2 separate regions of the Homo sapiens genome follow, and region 1 is linked to region 2. A link is a loop called in an ENCODE intact Hi-C map of the cell type or tissue named here. Cell type or tissue: GM12878. All regions are shown on one strand. Links, peaks and the distances in the headings refer to the core of each region. The heading gives the core; the rest is flanking DNA.

Region 1 (10,712 bases), core at 1,083-9,082, 200 kb after region 2:
TGCTGTCTGACTACAGTCTGTCCTCCTTTCAATCTGCCCAATTAATCACATCATGAATACTCTTAAGCCATATCGGGACCTTCAGTTTCCAATCCACTGGCCTCTTCACATCTCCACTTCCTTCCTTATTCATCTGGGATTTCATGGTACATCAATTTTGAAAATCACATCAAAACAAAACAAAACAGCTCTTGCCAATTTCTCAAATTTGTTTGGACCTCTGGCTTTTTGCTTCATTCATCTGACAAAACCCTCACACAGGAAACACTCAATTGTCCGGCCCTTCAGGTTGTCAATTGAGGAATAACTCCTACTTGAGATCTTTCTGTACATGGACTTTAGGTGTTGCTTTTAACTGATATAGTGTTGAAAATAGAGTTACACAATTGTGTGATCTAGGGTGGATGTTTAAATACCGCAATCCATATCAGTCATTATTTATATCCAAGCTGAATTTTTTTTTTTTTTGAGATGGAGTCTTGCTCGGTCACCCAGGCTGGAGTCCAGTGGCATGATCTTGGCTCTCTGCAACCTCCGCCTCCTGGGTTCAAGTGATTCTCCTGCCTCAGCCTCCCAAGTAGCTGGGACGACAGGCACCTGCCACCACCCCTGGCTAATTTTTAGTAGAGGCAGAGTTTCACCATGTTGGCCAGGCTGGTCTCGAACTCCTGACCTCAAATGATCCACTCACCTCGGCCTCCCAAGTGCTGGGATTACAGGTGTGAGCCACCGTGCCAGGCTCTGATCTAATTTTTTGATCTCACTTCCCAAGCCAGGCATCTCTCACATTCTCCATCCCTTTTTTTCTTACTTCTCTTTCTCCCTCAACACATCAAATAATTATCAAATCTTGTTGATTCTAAGTCTAAAATCACTCTCAACTTTCAACCTTTCTTCTTCCCTGCTGCTACTGCCATGGTTCAATTCTCTCATTTCTGTTACAGACAATGGAAATCACTTCCCAACTGGCTTTACTGCTTCCCATCTCTAGCCTTTCCATTTCTTCTTCATTTTTACAAAATGCACAACAGATTATGCTATTTCTGCTGCTAAAGTCTCTAATGAACCACCAGTACTTGCAGTATTCTTAGTGAAGCTTAAAATCTTTTACATTCAGTCCCCTAGAAGTCTTTCCAGACCTACCTCCTACTCTCTTCCTCACACACTTTTCACCCTGGCTGCAACACATGATTCTGTGTTCCTAAAGTACACACTGGACATCAGCACTCTCCTTGTCACTGCTCACATTGTTTCCTTGATGATGAAGTCTCATAGTCTTCATCTGTTCTCACTCTACTTAGCCATCAAAACATATATCTGTATATATACATATATGAATATGAATATATATACACACACACACACACACACACACATACCTAGATTCTCTGGTGTACATATGTGCATATACACTCAGTGCGTGCTGGTAAATGTCTAACAACCAGTTCTCAGGGGGAAAAATCCCCAACTAGTTTTGTATGATGATTTCTATGGTATAAATATTCTACCATGGATGATTACAGCTACCTGTATGCCACTGGACTTAGGGCTGGGAAGAGACACATACCTTGGCCTTCTTGAGCCAGTAGAAGCTGCATCCAGCACACCATTATTATGTACATTTATATAGACATATATTTACATATATACATCCAAGCAGATCTTTCTTTTGAGTTCAACTTTTAAATTCTTGTTATTTTTATTTTTTTTAACTTTTATTTTAGTTTCCGGGGTACATGTGCAGGTTTGTTATGTAGGTAAACTCATATAATGGTGGTTTGTTGACGGATTATTTCATCACCCAGGTACTAAATCTAATATTGGATAGTTATCTTTTCTGTTCCTTTCCTTCCTCTCACCCTCCACCCTCAAGTAGGCCCTAGCGTCTGTTGTGTCCTTCTTTGTGTTCATAAGTTCTTATCATTTAGTTCCCACGTATAAGTGAATTGGTTTTCTGTTTCTGCATCAGTTTGCTAAGGATGGTAGCCTCCACCTCCATCCATGTTCCTGCAAATGACACGATCTCTTTCTTTTTTATGGCTGCATACTATTCCATGGTGTATATGAACCACATTTTCATTATCCAGTCTACCATTGATGGGCATTTAGTTTGATTCCATGTATTTGCTATTGTGAATAGTGCTGCAGTGAACATACACATGTGTCATTATGATAGAATGATTTATATTCCTCTGGGTATATACCCAGTAATGGGATTGCCGGGTCAAATGCTATTTCTGTATTTAGCTCTTTGAGGAATTGCTATATTGCTTTCCACAATGATTGAACTAATTTACACTCCCACCAACAGTGTATAAGTGTTCACTTTTCTCCTCAACCTTGCCAGCATCTGTTATTTTTGGACTTTCTAGTAATAGCCATTCTAACTGGTGTGAGATGGCATCTCATTGTGGTTTTGATTTGCATTTCTCTAATGATTGATCTTAAGCTTTTTTTTCATATGCTTTTTTGCCACATGTATATCTTCTTTAGAAAAGTGTCTGTTCATGTCCTTTGCCTACTTTTAAGGGGGTCTTTTTTTCTTGCAAATTTGTTTAAGTTCCTTATAGATGCCAGATATTGAGCTTTGTCAGATGCATAGTTTGCAAAATTTTTCTCCCATTCTGTAGGTTGTCTGTTTACTCTGTTGATAGTTTACTTTGCTGTGCAGAAGCTCTTAAGTTTAATCAGATCCCATTTGTCAATTCGTGCTTCTGTTGCAATTGCTTTGGGCATCTTTGTTATGAAATCTTTGCCCATTCCTCAAGCATGTCTTTGTATTTATATCAAGTACGTCTAGTAGTTTTGTTGTAATAACTTGACAACTCATATTTAATTCTTTTTTCTAGCAGTTCAGGCCTATTTAAAAATATCTTCAACTTCTGAGATAAAACAATGAAAGATGGCATTATCTAAGTAGGAATTGAAACTCCATCCACTAAAATAAGAGGGCAGGGGAGAGAGAGAGAGATAGAGAGAGAGAAAATGAGAGAGAGGAGAGAGAGAGAATAAGAGAGAGGAGAGAGAGAGAATCCAAGAGAGAAATTATCATATCTATTTTTAATTTTTTCTGTATTAAATATTTTAACTTAGTTTTCATCATCTTCATTAAAGATGGCATAGAGACAAAAAATATCACTGTCTGCTTTATTTTAGAGTCCACCTCTGTTTTCTATCTCCTACTCATTAGATTCATGCATGACAGGTCTTTCTGTAAAGCACCAATGGAGGTTAACATAAAGAAAGGCAAAATGACTGAAAAGTCATAGGGATTTTGGAAAAGGTTAGAACAGCCTGGCTAAGCACAGAGTCCCTCAACCCCTAAGTGGTTTGAAAAGCAAAACTTGGATGTTTCTTTCAGGCTTGATACAAGGCTTTTTCCTTCATAAATTTCAGTTTTGTGTATATATTTAAAATTTCTCTAAAGAGAAGTGTCAGAAAAATTGAGAATATATGTTTCTGCCAAAACACGAAACTTAAGCAAAGATTTTGCAGTTAGGAAAAATTATTACCAAGTTTATTTCTGTAACTTTCTTATTCTGGAAGAGTGATAATTTGATTTAGGCCATTCAGATATAAATATGTTTTGATTTTACAAGTTGTGCATTTCCTACCAGGAAGCTAGAGATAAATTGTGTTTCTATGTATTAAGATATTATTGTCAGGCACCCTTATTTAAACAATTCACTTTGCAAATAGAAGGCCAAACAGAAGTCCAATGCACACTGATATCTTTTTCCCTGTAGATATCCATTACTTTCTGGACTTCAGCCATGACGTATATACCCATGGTTTGGAATGTTGACAATTTAGTAGGAAGTTCTGGTATTGTAACATCTCTGTTCAAAAAGCCTCCCTTGGCCCCATTGCTTCGAGCAGAGATTCTACTCCTCTGCCCTGTGTGCCATGGGATCCAGGCATGCCACAAATTGGTTACAGATGTGCTGAGATATTGATCCCCTCGGCATTTGGGGCAGCTCCAAGCTATGGTGCAGCCAAAGGCAAGCTCATCCATTCACCCCAGTGTACTATACAGACATGGTTATTTTCTATGTGTGCCATGACAAGGAAAAGGCCGAGAGGCCCTGGCTCTGGATATAAGGTCTAAAGTGTGCACAACATTCAATGCTGTTTCAATCTTGTCCATGCTCTTCTCTTCCAGCCCAACCTCTGGCACCTCTCCTCATACATAGCCCTTTTCAAACTTCCAGGTCTACCCCCACCTCCATTTCCTAAAACCCTTTACTTTGCCTCCCATGGTTTTACTCCTTCTGTTCATCCACTGTTTCAAGCCCTTCTTCCCCATCTGCACCACAGATATCTAAGGACTCTTTAAAAGATAGGGCTGATGCCCCCCACTGCATGAAACCATCAGAAACTCCCCAGCCTGAAACACTTTCTCCTTCCTCTGTGCTTCCATACAGGTTTGCTTGTTACCCTCTTAGGCTCTTGTCACATTCTGCTTCAAGTGATAGTTGTGTGCTTGTTTTTTCTCCCTGTTAGAGTGTAAATGGCTCAAGAGTAAAGACCATTGTGTTTATCATTTCTCCCCTCCTCGTGCTAGCTGGATCTTGCACATTCAATCAAGGCTTATTAAATTGAATTGACTATGCAAATGCAAGAAGGAGAAGAAAGTCATTTATATTTATTGTACCTCTACCACATGCCAAGCACCATGCTGGCACTCTAAATGGGACAATGTATGCAGTCTTCACTATATCCCTTTTGAGACAGACAATGTGCAGATGAAGAAATTGAGGAATAGTTAAGGTAATTACCTCCAAGAAATAAATTTCACGCTGGAAAAAAGGAACTGTAGAGCAGTGCCCTGTTCAGGTGTCTAAGAACTTGGCTCTGTGAACTTCAGCCTGACCATGTAAATCTCCCAACAGTGGGAGGGAGCAACAGGGGCTTGCTGGAAGCCTGGTCAGAGATTTTGCTGTGTGAACTGCCTTGCTGGTAGAGTCCTGGCAAGAGTTTCATTTCACGAACTGGAAAATAAATCATTCTTTCATCAACAGGGAGATCCTTTTCCTAGAACCAAATCTGAGGTGACTAGTACAAAAGGAACAGAAGAAAGTTATTTTTCTTTTTGCTTGGAAAAGAATATTTTAGTGAAGCTTGAGTGGAAAAACAGAACGAATGTCTATAAATGAGAAATGCTCTATTTGGATAAATGTTCCCTCTGTTCTTTCTTGCTACACTGTGATTTTATTTATCCTGTTATGTTTACATTTATTTATATTACTACTTATTTAACAGAGTTTTTTAAAAAAATAGACAATTTATGTCAATTATTCCTCAATAAAGCCAGAACAATGAAATAATGGCTGTTTGAAATAGCAAAAATAATAATACCTTATAGCATTTATAATATAAAAGAGGTACAAAATATAAAAACAGTAGCAAAAAGGAAGAAAAAGCTATAAATTTTTATAAAATTCTTAAGCCATAAAGGCAGCAATTTAGAGTAAACCGAAATAAGTAAGAATCATATTCAAATCTCTAGGATAACTACTAAAACATTTCAAAATATATAACTAAAGAGCTAGTAGAGAAGAAAAGATGAAAAAAAATTTAATTAATTTAAAGGGCGGCAAAAAGTCATGATGCTATGAAGGACTGAAACAGAACATTTTTCCTCCTAGTTCGAGCGATCCTCCTGCCTCAGCCTCCTGAGTAGCTGGCACCACAGGTGCATGCCACCATACCCACCACGCTCACCATGTTGAGCTCAAGCAATTCGCCTGCCTCATCCTCTCAGACTGTCAGGATTACAGGCATGAGCCCCCGTGCCCAGCTGAAACAGAACATTTCAACTCAGGTGCACAGACTTTTGAACAAAATACCCAGATTAGATGATTTAAGTAATTAGATTACATTAGTTTTAATAAAGAGCTTCAGTGTGCAATGTTCAGAGACCCCTACTGGCCAAGATTTGTATGGTCTCGATCAAGCATTTGTTGATGTTCAGTATTACTTTATACATCTCTAAGCTGAAAATTGCATCCTACGGTTGATGATGAGTTGACGAGTCCAGTTTTCCTTGGGCTTTCCATACATTGAGAAAATCAGTGATTCAATTTGTCCTTTTATGGGACTCCCAGGTGCTGTGGCTCTCAGAACCTCATGGTCAACAAAGAAAAGTAACTGAACTAGCGATAATAGCCACTTGCATTTGTGTTGTGCTCTGTGACTCACTTGGCGCTGTCACACCTATCACCCCATTAGGCCTTCACAAGCAAGGCCTTGTAGAGTAGGTATTCTTAGCAGCACCGTACATGTTGTAGGAGTGAGAAGCTGTTGCTCAGAAAGGTGAAGTAGCTTCCCCAAGGTCATATGACTCAAGGTAAGTGGCAGATCCAGGACTCAAAATTTGAACTGGAGAATTTTTCTGTTTTCTCTTTAGTGTATTTAAGGAGTCACCAGGCTAGAGGTAAGTCTGGGAGTGGGAATGAAGGTGATAAAATTTGAGAGACTGTAGAAGGACGGGGTTTGATGCCAAGGGTAAACATATCATAAAGGGAATTTTCAGACAACTGACTTCTATATTTACATGCTATAATATTCACCTAAACCTGTGCTTGTTTGACATTTTAAAGGAGGGAGGAAGAATGACATTATGACAAATACATTTGACAATTTGCATCAGGCAAATTGTCAGTCAGCCACGATGAGCACTATTCCTGCAGGATATACTGTTGCTTCACAATACCTTTTTATATTCTTGATTCATTTTCCAGGCTTACCAGCTCTACATACTTTATACACTTCTGAAGGGAATAAAACCTGAGGAGAGGAGGTGTTAGGTTTAAGGGGGCCACCTTATTGAAAGTAAACAATTTTCAAACATAAGAAAAGTTTAGCTGCAATTTCCGCCAGTAAATGTACTTCAAAAGGTATTAGCTTTCTACTTATTGCATGTTGAGTCTGCTTCTTAGAACAGGGCTGCCCAATAGAACTTTGTGTAATGATGAAGATGTTCAGTGATCTGTGCTGTCCCATATCATGGCCTCTAGCAAATTAATCAAATTAATTTGAATTTAAATAGCCACATGTGGCTGGTGGCTACCACCCAGGACAGCATAGTTTTAGAAAGTTGTTTGCTAATGTCAGTTTTCAGCTCACGTTTTATAGCATATTGATATAGAAGACAGGATTTAGAAAAACCACTACACTTTCTGGAATGTTTTTGAGGATAAGGATTCTCATTTCTCAATTAAAAGTAGACATTGAAAATCATGATGAATGTATATTTGAGTAATAATAAAGAGAGACGGAAAACTTAGGTACATTTAATATCTTTCCAAGTGTTGTGAAGTCTCAATTCAGTAATTAAGTACTACAATTTTCTACGTTAGTTGGCAAGAACACTTAGGCTCATGACAGTGTTAACTAACATAATTACTTCATAATTGAAAAGTCCAACCTTGGATTTCTGTACTTCAGAGCTTAGAAAAATCAATGATTTCTTATCGATCCATCTCTTATAATTTTTTTTCTATTTTACTACAGTCTCTTTTGAGACTGTGGAATTTCTTCTACAAAGTATAATGTGTATTTATTTACTAAGATAGCTATCTGAAGCATGTGGGAAAACTGAGAGAACGAATGAATGATAACCAATTGTCTGCTTATACAATTTCACAGTGTTTGGCCTTGCCAGAGGGGCCAGTCCCTGATGAAAACACATACGTGAGGTCCCCAGATGAGATCCCATGACTGTGATAATTGTCACATGCCTGTTTATTTTTCCCTTGAGAAACTGAATGCTTAAAAAAAAGATCACAACTAAACAAAAGCATATCAATAACAGGAAACTGTTGGTGAGAAATACCCTGACGTTCCTGTAAATTCACGTCACCAGATTCCCCAGGGACAAAGGTGCATGAACTGCATGGGTAAATAATTATGATTTAATACAGAGACCTTGCAATGCTGTTTATAGTAAAACAACAAAAAAGAATTGTTTCTGGAGGCGCAAATAAGCAAATAATAGAAACACATATCAATATAATCAGGAAGTGGTGATGTTATGTCTAGGTCAGCTACTGAAAACAATTTGTAATCTATCAAAGTATCTCCTTTGCAATTGCAAGCAGCAGGAGGTGGGACCTTAGGAGGAAGAGAATCCCCCATCCATAGGGTGATTAGAAATGGTAGAGGAAGGACCGGGTGCTCTGGCTCACGCCTCCAATCCCAGCACTTTGGCAGGCTGAGGCGGGCGGATCATCTGAGGTCAGGAGTTCAAGACCAGCCTGGCCAACATAGTGAAACCTGTCTCCACTAAAAAAATACAAAAATTAGCCAGGTGTGGTGGCACATGCCTGTAATCCCAGCTACTCAGGAGGCTGAGGCAGGAGAATCGCTTGAACCCAGGAGGCAAAGGTTGCAGTGAGCCAAGATCACGCCACTGCACTCCAGCCTGGGCAACAAGAGTAAAACTCCATCTCAAAAAAAAAAAAAAAAAAAAAAAGAAAGAAATGGTAGAGAAAATGGGATATTCATCCTGGGGAATTTCTGAAAAGGTTTCTGCATCATGACACCTGTCTGTTTGCAGGATTTTATTCCCAAGGATAATGAAAGGGAGATCAACAAGTTTCTCTTTCCTTCTTTAAGAGGATTTCCAATTAGAGGGCAATGTCAGCCTTGTGAATGTGTGCCTACGGGTATATGCATGTCCCAACTAAGAAAAGAAATGAGTGGCAGTGCTTCAACATATTTAAGGCCTTTTCCCCTCTTTAAAAAATTATAAATGATTTTTTTTGACAAAAATTGGAAAACCATATTTCTAATTTTCCCCAGAATTTACTTACTATAGAAAGCATTATGGCCTTTGTTAGGTAGCTGCATTTTATTGGGAATGGGGTTGGGGTGGGGGGTTTGGAGAAGGGAAACAGAGGGTAGCAGGGAAAGTTAACCAGAATTCTTACCTGAAATCTGCTTTTTTTTGAGGTGGTGGGATAAAACTCTGGAAGCCTCATTTTTGAGTTCTAGGCAGTTCTTAAAAATCTACCCATTTATGCAGCCAAAAGTGATCTCTGTTTGTCCTTACTGCTATTTCTCCAGTTCTTAAAAGATCCTGTGGTAGGAAGAATAATAGGTTCCCCAAATGTCCACATCCTAATCCCGGAAGCTGTGAATATGCTACTTTACATGACAAAGGGGACTTTGCAGATGTGATTAAATTAAGGACCTTGAGATCGTCCTAGATTACCTGGATGGGCCCAGTGTAATCATAAGGATCTTTATAAGAATCACAGAAGAAATAGGACAATGGAAGCAGAGAAAGAGATTTGAAGATGTTATGCTGCCAGCTTTGAAGATGGAGAAAGGGATCACGAGCCCAAGTCAGGTGGCCTCTAGAAGCTGGAAAAGGTACACCATTCTTCCCTAGAGCCTCCAGAAGGAAGACAGCATTACCACACCCTGATTTTAGCCTGGTAAGACCCATTTTGGACTTCTGACATCAGAACTATAAGATAATAAACTTGTGTTATTTTAAACCTCTAAGTTCATGATAATTTTTATAGCAGTGGTAGGAAACTAACACCAATCCAAAATACTCTTTTATGTTAAATGGCAGTGTTAGATCTGTCAAATTATTTCTCAATTTTATAGTCCTAATATTAGAATATTAGGCTACACATTAGAGTCATCTGGGGCGCTTACAAAATACCAACGCCAGAGCTCCAACCCCAGTGATTTAGATATAGTAGGTCTGGGGTGGAGACAGTGAACTGGTATGTAAAAAGCTGCCGCCTGGTGCAGTGGCTCATGCCTATAATCCCAGCACTTTGGGAGGCCAAGATGGGTGGATTGCTTGAGCCCAGAGCATCCTGGACAACATGGTGAAATCCTGTCTCCACAAAAAATACAAAAATTAGCCAGGCGTGGTGGCGTGTGCCTATAGTCCCAGCTACTTGGGAGGCTGAGGTGGGAGGATTGCTTGAGCCCGGGAGGTAGAGGTGGCAGTGAGCCAAGATTGCCCCACTGCACTCTAGTCTGGGTGACACAGTGAGACCCTGTCTCAAAATCAATCAATCAATCAATCAAATAAAATGAGATAAATAAAAATTTAAAAAGCTGCCAGATGATTCTAATGTTCAGCTAAGATTGAGAGGCCTCTTGTTAAGGGACTACCTCCTTTTTATATTCTCTTGGGTGTTCAAGTTCAGGGAACGTGACTTTGATCAATGTAAATAAAATTGATCATTTCACCTTTGCCAGGGAAGTAAAAATTGTAGTCTATTTTCTTTGATCTTTAACATTATGTTTGATTTTTGTCTCTATCTGAATACAGTATAATACATTTCCTGGGAGTAGATACCTGGGAGGCAAAGCCTCCTCAGCCTTCCTTTCCTCCATATTCTTTGGGTCTCAGTTTCTACTCAGATGCAGCTGAAAATGACTCCCCCAGCCAGCATCCCTTGCAACAGGAGTATGACACTTATGTAAAAGAAGTGTTGAGTTACAGACACTAAGTAGCAGGAGTGGTGTCAAGGGTCAGGGAATGATGCACAGAAAAGATCCCACCATCCCCTGAGCCTATGTAGTCCTTGACAGAAAGATAGAATTGTTGCTTATAGTCCCTGCTGGCTCTGTTTCTGGTATCACAGCGGAAAGAGACTTGCACCAAGCACCAGGAAAACTGTTCTAACCCTGGCTCTGCTTCCTATTTTAATAGTAATAGCTCCTTAACACTGCCTACA
Region 2 (8,000 bases), core at 1-8,000:
TCATATGAAAAGTCTAAATTTCTAATATCTTTTATGAAATGAGACGATGTGTCTCAATGTGTTCTTGCTGTGGCTAAAACACAAGCATTAAAGTTTGAGAGATTCCCTCAGTTTCTGGGGCTGAGACCCCAAAGCCTCTGAGCTGGTACTGCGGTTTTTTTCTTAGCGGAGAGAAATAAAAAAGTGGGGAAATGAAAGTTCGAGTGGCCCTGTGAGGGGCCTCATACTTGTAATCCTAGCACTTTTGGGGGCTTAGGTGGGAGTATTGCTTGAGCCCAGGAGTTAAAGACCAGCCTGGGCAACATGGTGAAACCCCGTCTCTCCAAAAAACACAAAAATTAGCCAGGTGTGGTGGTGCACACCTGTAGTCCCAGCTACTGGTGAGCTTGAGGCAGGAGGATCGCTTGAGCTCTGGGAGGTCGAGACTGCGGTGAGCCATGATTGTGCCGCTGCACTCCAGCCTAGGTGACAGAGTGAGACTGCCTCAAAATAACAAAGCAAAACAAAAAAGAAGGCCAGAGTGGGCCATGCTTCTCATCCAGGCTGGCATTACTCATCACCTTACCTGCTGCCCCCTAGTCAAGGTTTCTGAGATTGAGATGCCTGATTGACATGTACAGCCTCTTTTCATCCTTCCCATTCCTACTCAAAAACCAAGAACTACAAGACAGAAAAACTGACCCCCAACAACACTTTACAACAGCTGTGGCCTCAGCCTCTTGGCTCCTGTCTTCTGCGAAAGAAGTTCTCTTTGGTCAGCTGGTGGGGAGAGCACAGAGCAGCAGTGGAGAGAGAGCCGGCCTCGCCCCCTGGGGGCTGCAGGCAGGGTGGGCCAGCACCCTCACACACGCTTAGTAAAAAACCCAAACTGAACCAATGCTTACTGCTTCAACATTCTAGCATATTCCCTTCCTATCTTTCATTTAGAGCTAGGAAGTAGGACTGTATTGGAATACTCTTTTATAGTCCCTGTTTTACAGCTAGCAATATATTGTAAGCATTTGCATGTTTTATTCACTATTATCCTATGTTACCATTTTTAAAAAGATTTCTTTTATTGAAGTGAAATGCACATATTTAAAAAAACCTTTATTTTTTAATTTTTTATTTATTTTTTTGAGACGGGGTTTCACTCTTGTTGCCCAGGCTGGAGTGCAATGGTGCGATCTCGGCTCACTGCAACCTCTGCCTCCTGGGTTCAAGCGATTCTCTTGTCAGCCTCCCAAGTAGCTGGGATTACAGGCACATGCCACCACGGCTGGCTAATTTTTGTATTTTTAGTAGAGATGGGGTTTCATCATATTGGTCAGGCTGGTCTTGAACTCCTGACCTCAGGTGATTAACTCACCTCAGTCTCCCAAAGTGTTGGGATTACAGGTGTGAGCCACTGCACCTGGCCAAAAATAACCTTTTAAGTCACCAATTCAGTGGTCTTTAGTGTATTTCCAATGTTCTGGAACCACCACTTCTCTCTTGTTCCAAAATGTTTTCATCACCTCAAAAGAAAACTCCATACCCATTAAGCAGTTGCTCCCCATTTCCTCCTCCCCTAATCCCTGACAATGACCAATCTGTGTTCTCCGCCTATGGATTTTCCTGTGCTGACTATTTCATATAGATGGAATCACACAATATGTGACCTTTCCTGTCTGGCTTCTTTCACTTAGCATAATGCTTTCAAGGCTTATGCAGATTATGACATGTATCAGCAACTCATTCCTCTTGGGAGTGATATGTAGATCACTTGCATATGTAGATACGTCCCATGATTTGTTTATGCATTCATCTGTTGATGAGTGTTTGGGTTGTCTGCACCTTCTTATTGTGATTAGTGCTACTATGAACATATGTGCACATGAATTTGAGTTTGAGTACATATACCTATGAGTGGACTTGCTTGGTCATGTGGTAATTCTAGGTTTATCTTTTTGAGGTATCACCAAACTAATCTTCCACAATGACTGCATCCTTTCACATTCTGTACACTTGCAATGTACAAAGATTCCAGTTTCTTCGCATCCTTACCAATGCTTATTAGTTTCCATTAAAAAAATTCTAGCCATCCTCGTGGGTGTGAAGTGGTGCTTTGGTGTGGTTTAGTTTACATTTCCCTAATGTATGTCATTTCTGATGGCAGCAGAGCAGTCCCTCTTAGAGATGTCCTGTTAGTTTGCCTAGTCAGTTCTCCACTGGTAAACACTTAGTCTCTGTCTCACATCTTTTTGTACTTACAAACATGTAAAATGCAGTACACACCCTCATGTTCTCAGTTGAGAGCCTGGACTCTGGGGTCAGACAGGTGAGCCTCAGGTGTGGCATCGCCACTTACTGTGTAGTCTTGGACAATTCACTTGACCTCTAAGCCTCAGTTTCTTCACTGATAAAATGGGCGTAAATAAGATCTGCTTCACAGATGTTTCTTAGGATTAAATACAAACGTGTAAAACCCTGTACATATGGTTTCATACATAGTAACTACTCAATAAATGCTGGATGTTTTCTCCATCTTGGCTCATATCTTAGATTTCTTTTTTCTTTTTTTGTTTTTATTTTGAGACAGGGTCTCACTTTGTCGCCCAGGCTGGAGTGCAGCAGCGCCAATGCGGCTCACTGCAGCAAGCAATCCTCCTGCCTCAGCCCCATCAAGTAGCTAGGACTACAAGTACACACCACCACGCTCAACTCATTCTTGTATTTTTTGTAGAGACAGGGTTTTGTCTTGTTGCCCAGGCTGGTCCCGAACACCTGGGCTCAAGCAATCTGCCTGCCTCAGCCTCACAAAGAGCTACGATTTCAAGCATGAGCCGCCACGGCCGGCTGATTTCTTTTTTAAATTCTTAGAGGTGATATTGCTGGGTCAGTAGAAGTTATGCACATATATGAAGGCTTTTGACGCACATTGTCCAAAAGTCCTTTCCAGATACTAATTTAACCTCCACAGCAGTGTATGCCAGTGTTTGTTTTTGGCACCTTCAACACCAGGGATTGTCACAAAAAAATTATTGCTAACATCTCATTGCTGTTTTAAATTTGCATTTCTTTGATTGCTAGTGAGATTAAATATCTTTTGGGCATTTATATATCTCTTTTATGAATTGTCTTTTTAATGTCCTATGGCCCAGTTTTTCTGTTGAGTTGGTAAACTTGTCAATTTCTATAAGAGCTCTTTATGACTAGGATTTTAATCTAAATTGTCTGTCATTTTATTAAAAGATAATTCCAGTTTGTCACTTGCATTTTAATTTCACATGGCTACATGGGATGGTTCACTACTACAGGCTCTATAAATATCAAACTCCTGGTGTTTCTTAGAGAAGATGGACAGATGTTGAGCAAATCACTTACTTTCTCTAGGCCTCAGCTTCCCCATCTGTGAAATGAAGGGTTTGGACTAGAAAATTGCTGTTTATATCCAGATTTGAAATTTTATCATTTCATACAAACATCTTGCATGTTCAGTACATAGTGTTATATCATATGTCATATTTTACACTGATATGTAATGGTAATATTTATAAATGTAATTACTCCCTAAACTACATTGGTATACCTACAGACCCTTGAGCAGAGGCTCTAAGTAAGTAGTGGCATTTTGGTGTTTTTTAGATAGAAGAAATATATATCTATTTTACATATAAAATAATATATTTCACATATAAACATAAAAAAATAACATTTTACACATAAATACATATAAAAATGTAACAGTTTACACATAAATATATAAAAATACGTAACATTTTTATATATAAATACATATAAAATAACATGTTTTATAAATATAAACATAAAATATAACTTTTGTATATAAATATCAATATAAAAATATATAAAATATAACATATTTTATATATAAATATAAATATATAAAACATAACATACTTATGTTTATATAATATATAAATATATAAAACAACATACTTATGTTTATATAATATATAAATATATAAAACATAACATATTTATGTTTATATAATATATAAATATATAAAACATAACATATTTATGTTTATATAATATATAAATATATAAAACATAACATATTTATGTTTATATAATATATAAATATATAAAACAACATATTTATGTTTATATAATATATAAATATATAAAACAACATATTTATGTTTATATAATATATAAATATATAAAACATAACATATTTATGTTTATATAATATGTAACTATAAAATATAACATTTTACGTATAACTATATACAAAAATATATACAAATATATAAAATAATATCTAGGTTACAAAAATTAAAAAAATCTCATTATATATATTTTATTGGTGTTGTACTAGATGAGTCATTTGTAATTCTCTTATAGGGAATTTTTACTTTTGCATCACTGAGGCCAGTGGACTTACAGCTGTTTTTGTTGTTAAACAGGTACTCGATTCAGTTAATGCTACGTATTCTGACTTTAAGAGCAACTTTGCGAAGAGGCTGTCCGCAGAGGTTCCTGTTGCGAGTAGCCCCATTACCACAAGGTGGCAGCAAAGTCAAACTAGGGCTCTGTCCTCTGATTCCTTTGGGGAAGAGCAGTCAACCACCTACCTCCCAGAAGCTTCCGGATCAGTGCTGAAGACACCGCCTGAGAAAGAGACCTTGACTCTAGGTGAGGTGCCCCAAACGCCACAGCCCCGTTTTGCAACGTGAATAAAAGATATATTCCTGAGAGAATCTTTGTCTTGTAGAACTAAGGAGTGTCACTTTGAGTCAACTCTTTTCTCTTTTTCTCCCTTTGAATAAGAAATTTCCAAGGTGGGGAGAAATGACACAAAAACAAAGGAAAGGTACTGTATGTGTTTAAAAACAAAAACAAAAACAAAACTTTAGACAAATTAAATTTTACAAAGTTAATTGTGCAAAGAACCGTTGGCCAATGGGCAACCAGAGAGCCACTCCATGTGGGGGCGGGCAGCATTTATGGATAGGAATTGGAAGTGCGTAGGAGCCGGCCTGATTGGCTACAGCTCAGTTCGCCTTATTTGCACGTGGTCTGATTAGTTGGCCGCCTGTGATTGACTGAAGCTCAGCTTCTGTGATTGGCGGAGACTCAGCTAAGTTAGGCTTTCAGTTAGTTTACATCCCAAGTTAGGTTGCAGTTTGAGATGTAGGGACTCATCCTACATCCTCAGGCAAAATTTAGCTTAATTTTAATATGTTTTTGAGACTTGCATTGGTTAGATGATTACTTTTGTAAAGATTGTATGAATGTATATGTATATATGTATATGTACACATACACACATATATATGTGCTTTTGTTTTGCAAAGTATAGAATTTTAATGACTGGTAAGGTTACTGGTATACAGAGTCAGAAAAAATTATGCGTTAGTAATGGAATAATCAGATGTGAAATGGAAGAAAAAGACAGAAGCAGGAGAGAATGAGAGGAAGAGAAAGTAAGAGGAAGGAAGCAAGAGAGAGGGATGAGGGGATGGATGGGGGGAGAGAGACAAAGAGAAAGAGAGAAGAGAGGAGGAGACAGAGGAGGAGGAGGAGGAAGAAAGAAGAAAGAAGAACCTCCAAGAGTAGTAGGGAAGAAGAAGAGGGAAGGAAAGGAGAGTGAGAGACAGTCTGATGCCTATGTTGGGGCAGAGATGGGGGAGTGGGCTCCAAACCACCAGTGTGATGGGCAGGATCCATGATCAACCTGCCAGAGCCCCGAAACACAAACTCTCTTTCTGAAATATGTAATTCTCATTTGGGCACAGACATTTTCATTCCCATCCTTCAGAAGCAAAATTTGCCACCTATCATCAGCTGATGTAATTCCCATTCTTTCTTTTGAGAATCCTAGGCAACATAATTCTTTTGACTATCAGCGTATTTATTAAGACAAATGTTAATAGAAGTGCCAACTCTTTTCAATGACATCAGACATGATGATGCATTGCAGTTCTGCAGATTGAAAGGGAGCCCAGATTTTTTTCAAATCAATGAAATTCCCATGTAACGACAGGCTTTAATACTGAAAGTATTTAATAACCGAGGAGGGAAGCAGTAGGAGATAAAGGGTTGTGAAAAACATTGTTATGACTATCTTCTGAAAGAAATCTTTTGTATCTCATTGCAATTGAGGGACAGTTTTGATGCTGATTGTTTTTGGAAGAATTTCTGGCTAAAATTAGGGGCTCCCTTTTACTTTCTAGGTTCTTAATTAATTTATTGATTTTTTAAAAAAGTATGACATTGTGTGAGAAATTCAGAAATCAGATATTAACAAAAAGGATTTTACAAGAAAGACCATTTTATTTTCTACTGAAGTTAATACTAGGGATTAATCAGATCTACTGGTTTCTCAGTGCTTTGCTAGTGGGGTTTCTTTCTTTTTGTTTTAGAAGAGCAGATACTGAAGATCCTCCCATTCCAAAGGGACATTTACAGAGAGGTTCATTTTCAGTCATGCTCTGTGGACAGAACCTGAGAGGTCCCTTCTTTCTTAGGCTGATGGACCTGACCTCTTTGTATATAACTGTGATGATTGTCAGTACTAGCCTCTGACTGCAACTTTTTCTTTCTCATTTGAAGTTCTGAGAGCTGGCTTTTTCTCCCCTGTACACTTTTACAAATAGCACAAGAAAGCAAGCATGCATAATTTCTCAGGACAAAGAGCAAGATCTAAAACTTTGACCAGCATTTCATATTTTTATCCTTCTTCTCCCTAAATGTAATATATATTGCTTAAATTTTGAATGTCCCAGTACTTAAGGTACTAGGCTCTAGGAACATTAGTGAGAATTTATCAAGCTCATGGTTGTCCAAATGAAGAAGAGATTGTCACATGGCAAAAGGCTAAGATTTTCCAATGGTCCCTTGGCTCCTGTGATGAACAAGTGATATGGCAGATATTTAGTTTTAGAGAATGACTTGACAGGTTTCCAGGGCAGTTGAAAGTCTGGTAAAGGGCTTTCTCAATCTTGAGAAGAGAGTAGATAGGAATAATATTGATGCAAGTAACATTGACCCTTCTATTACTTTAACTTAGAAAGTATTTCACTGATGCCATCTTAAACTATCTTTAAAACATCTTTCTGCAATAGAAAGGGGGAGAGAGGCAAAGTGATTTGCTCATGATTATGTAGTGAATGTCAATGCTGGCAAAGCAAGCATCCCATAATGTTTTCCTTGCAGGATGACCATAGCTCGGGCAAACCAGATACTCTTTCCACTATCATTTAAAACTATGGAACTGTTTCTATCCATTCTTCAAATGTGCAAATCTGGTTTTTTTTTTTTTTTTTCCATACAGAGATAAAGCATTCACACTGCTGCTGCAGCAAATGAAGTCAGGTCTTTAATCTTGGCACCTCTTCCCTGCTCTAGAGGCCACTGAGACAGCTTTCTCATTGAGTGACAACCTTATGAAGTCAGCAGTCTGGATAGGATTCTGTACTGCTCTCTGCAATGGACTTTGGAGCGACGAGAGCCTGGGCTTTTTCACTCTGTCCTGCTCTCTGCAATGGACTTTGGAGTGACGAGAGCCTGGGCTTTTTCACTCTGTCCTTCTGTGAAAGATGCCACAGCCAGACCTACAATCAAAGTGATTATCTTGTTTTAAAAACCAAATTCAAAGATAAATGTCTTTCTTGTAGGATCCCGCAAAGAACAACTGAAGACCCCCAGCAAAGGAATTTCTGAAACAAGTAACTCTGCTCTCCATTTTTGCAAGGCACCTCATGCAATGGACAGAGACTGGAAAGAAAGTGTTGCCTCAAAAGGGCAGGTAGGTAAAGAGAAAAAAACTGAAGATCCCACATCTAGAGAAGCTGAGACAACTTAGTTGCAAATGTAAGGGAAGAGTTGCTTAGTTCTCTTACCAATCAATAAGAAAATGATGCATTCCTGATAAAAAATGAATAATTGAAGGATATGAATAGAGCCACTTTGTAAAAGAAAGAAGATATCCCCCAAATATATGAGAAAATGTTGAGTTGGGATTAATTAAAAAAGTGAAAATGAGAATAACTATTTTATCTTTACAAACA

The links. A loop is a pair of places that touch in the nucleus more often than their neighbours do. Peaks named below come from ENCODE experiments on the same cell type or tissue, not always from the same donor. Only the 100,000 strongest peaks of a DNase experiment are listed, where the experiment ranks them.
Region 1: a loop joins it to region 2, with 7 times the contacts of the local background. A loop is called at or near these places in 73 of 110 quality-filtered maps.

Annotation. Positions count from the first base shown.
Region 1 is chr5:54,939,667-54,950,378 of GRCh38, reverse strand. No RefSeq gene overlaps it. Among named protein-coding and RNA genes, the nearest start is that of ESM1, 41 kb to the left of the region's middle. In GM12878, for the core only: a CTCF peak has its summit at 5,933 (motif pointing left); no DNase peak of the experiment used is centred there; H3K27me3 peaks cover 176 bases.
Region 2 is chr5:55,143,251-55,151,250 of GRCh38, reverse strand. It overlaps CDC20B (cell division cycle 20B), which reads left to right. Exons shown (of 12, transcript NM_001170402.1): 3 at 4,395-4,623; 4 at 7,608-7,738. Among named protein-coding and RNA genes, the nearest start is that of GPX8, 13 kb to the left of the region's middle. In GM12878, for the core only: a CTCF peak has its summit at 4,486 (motif pointing right); a DNase peak (open chromatin) is centred at 4,510.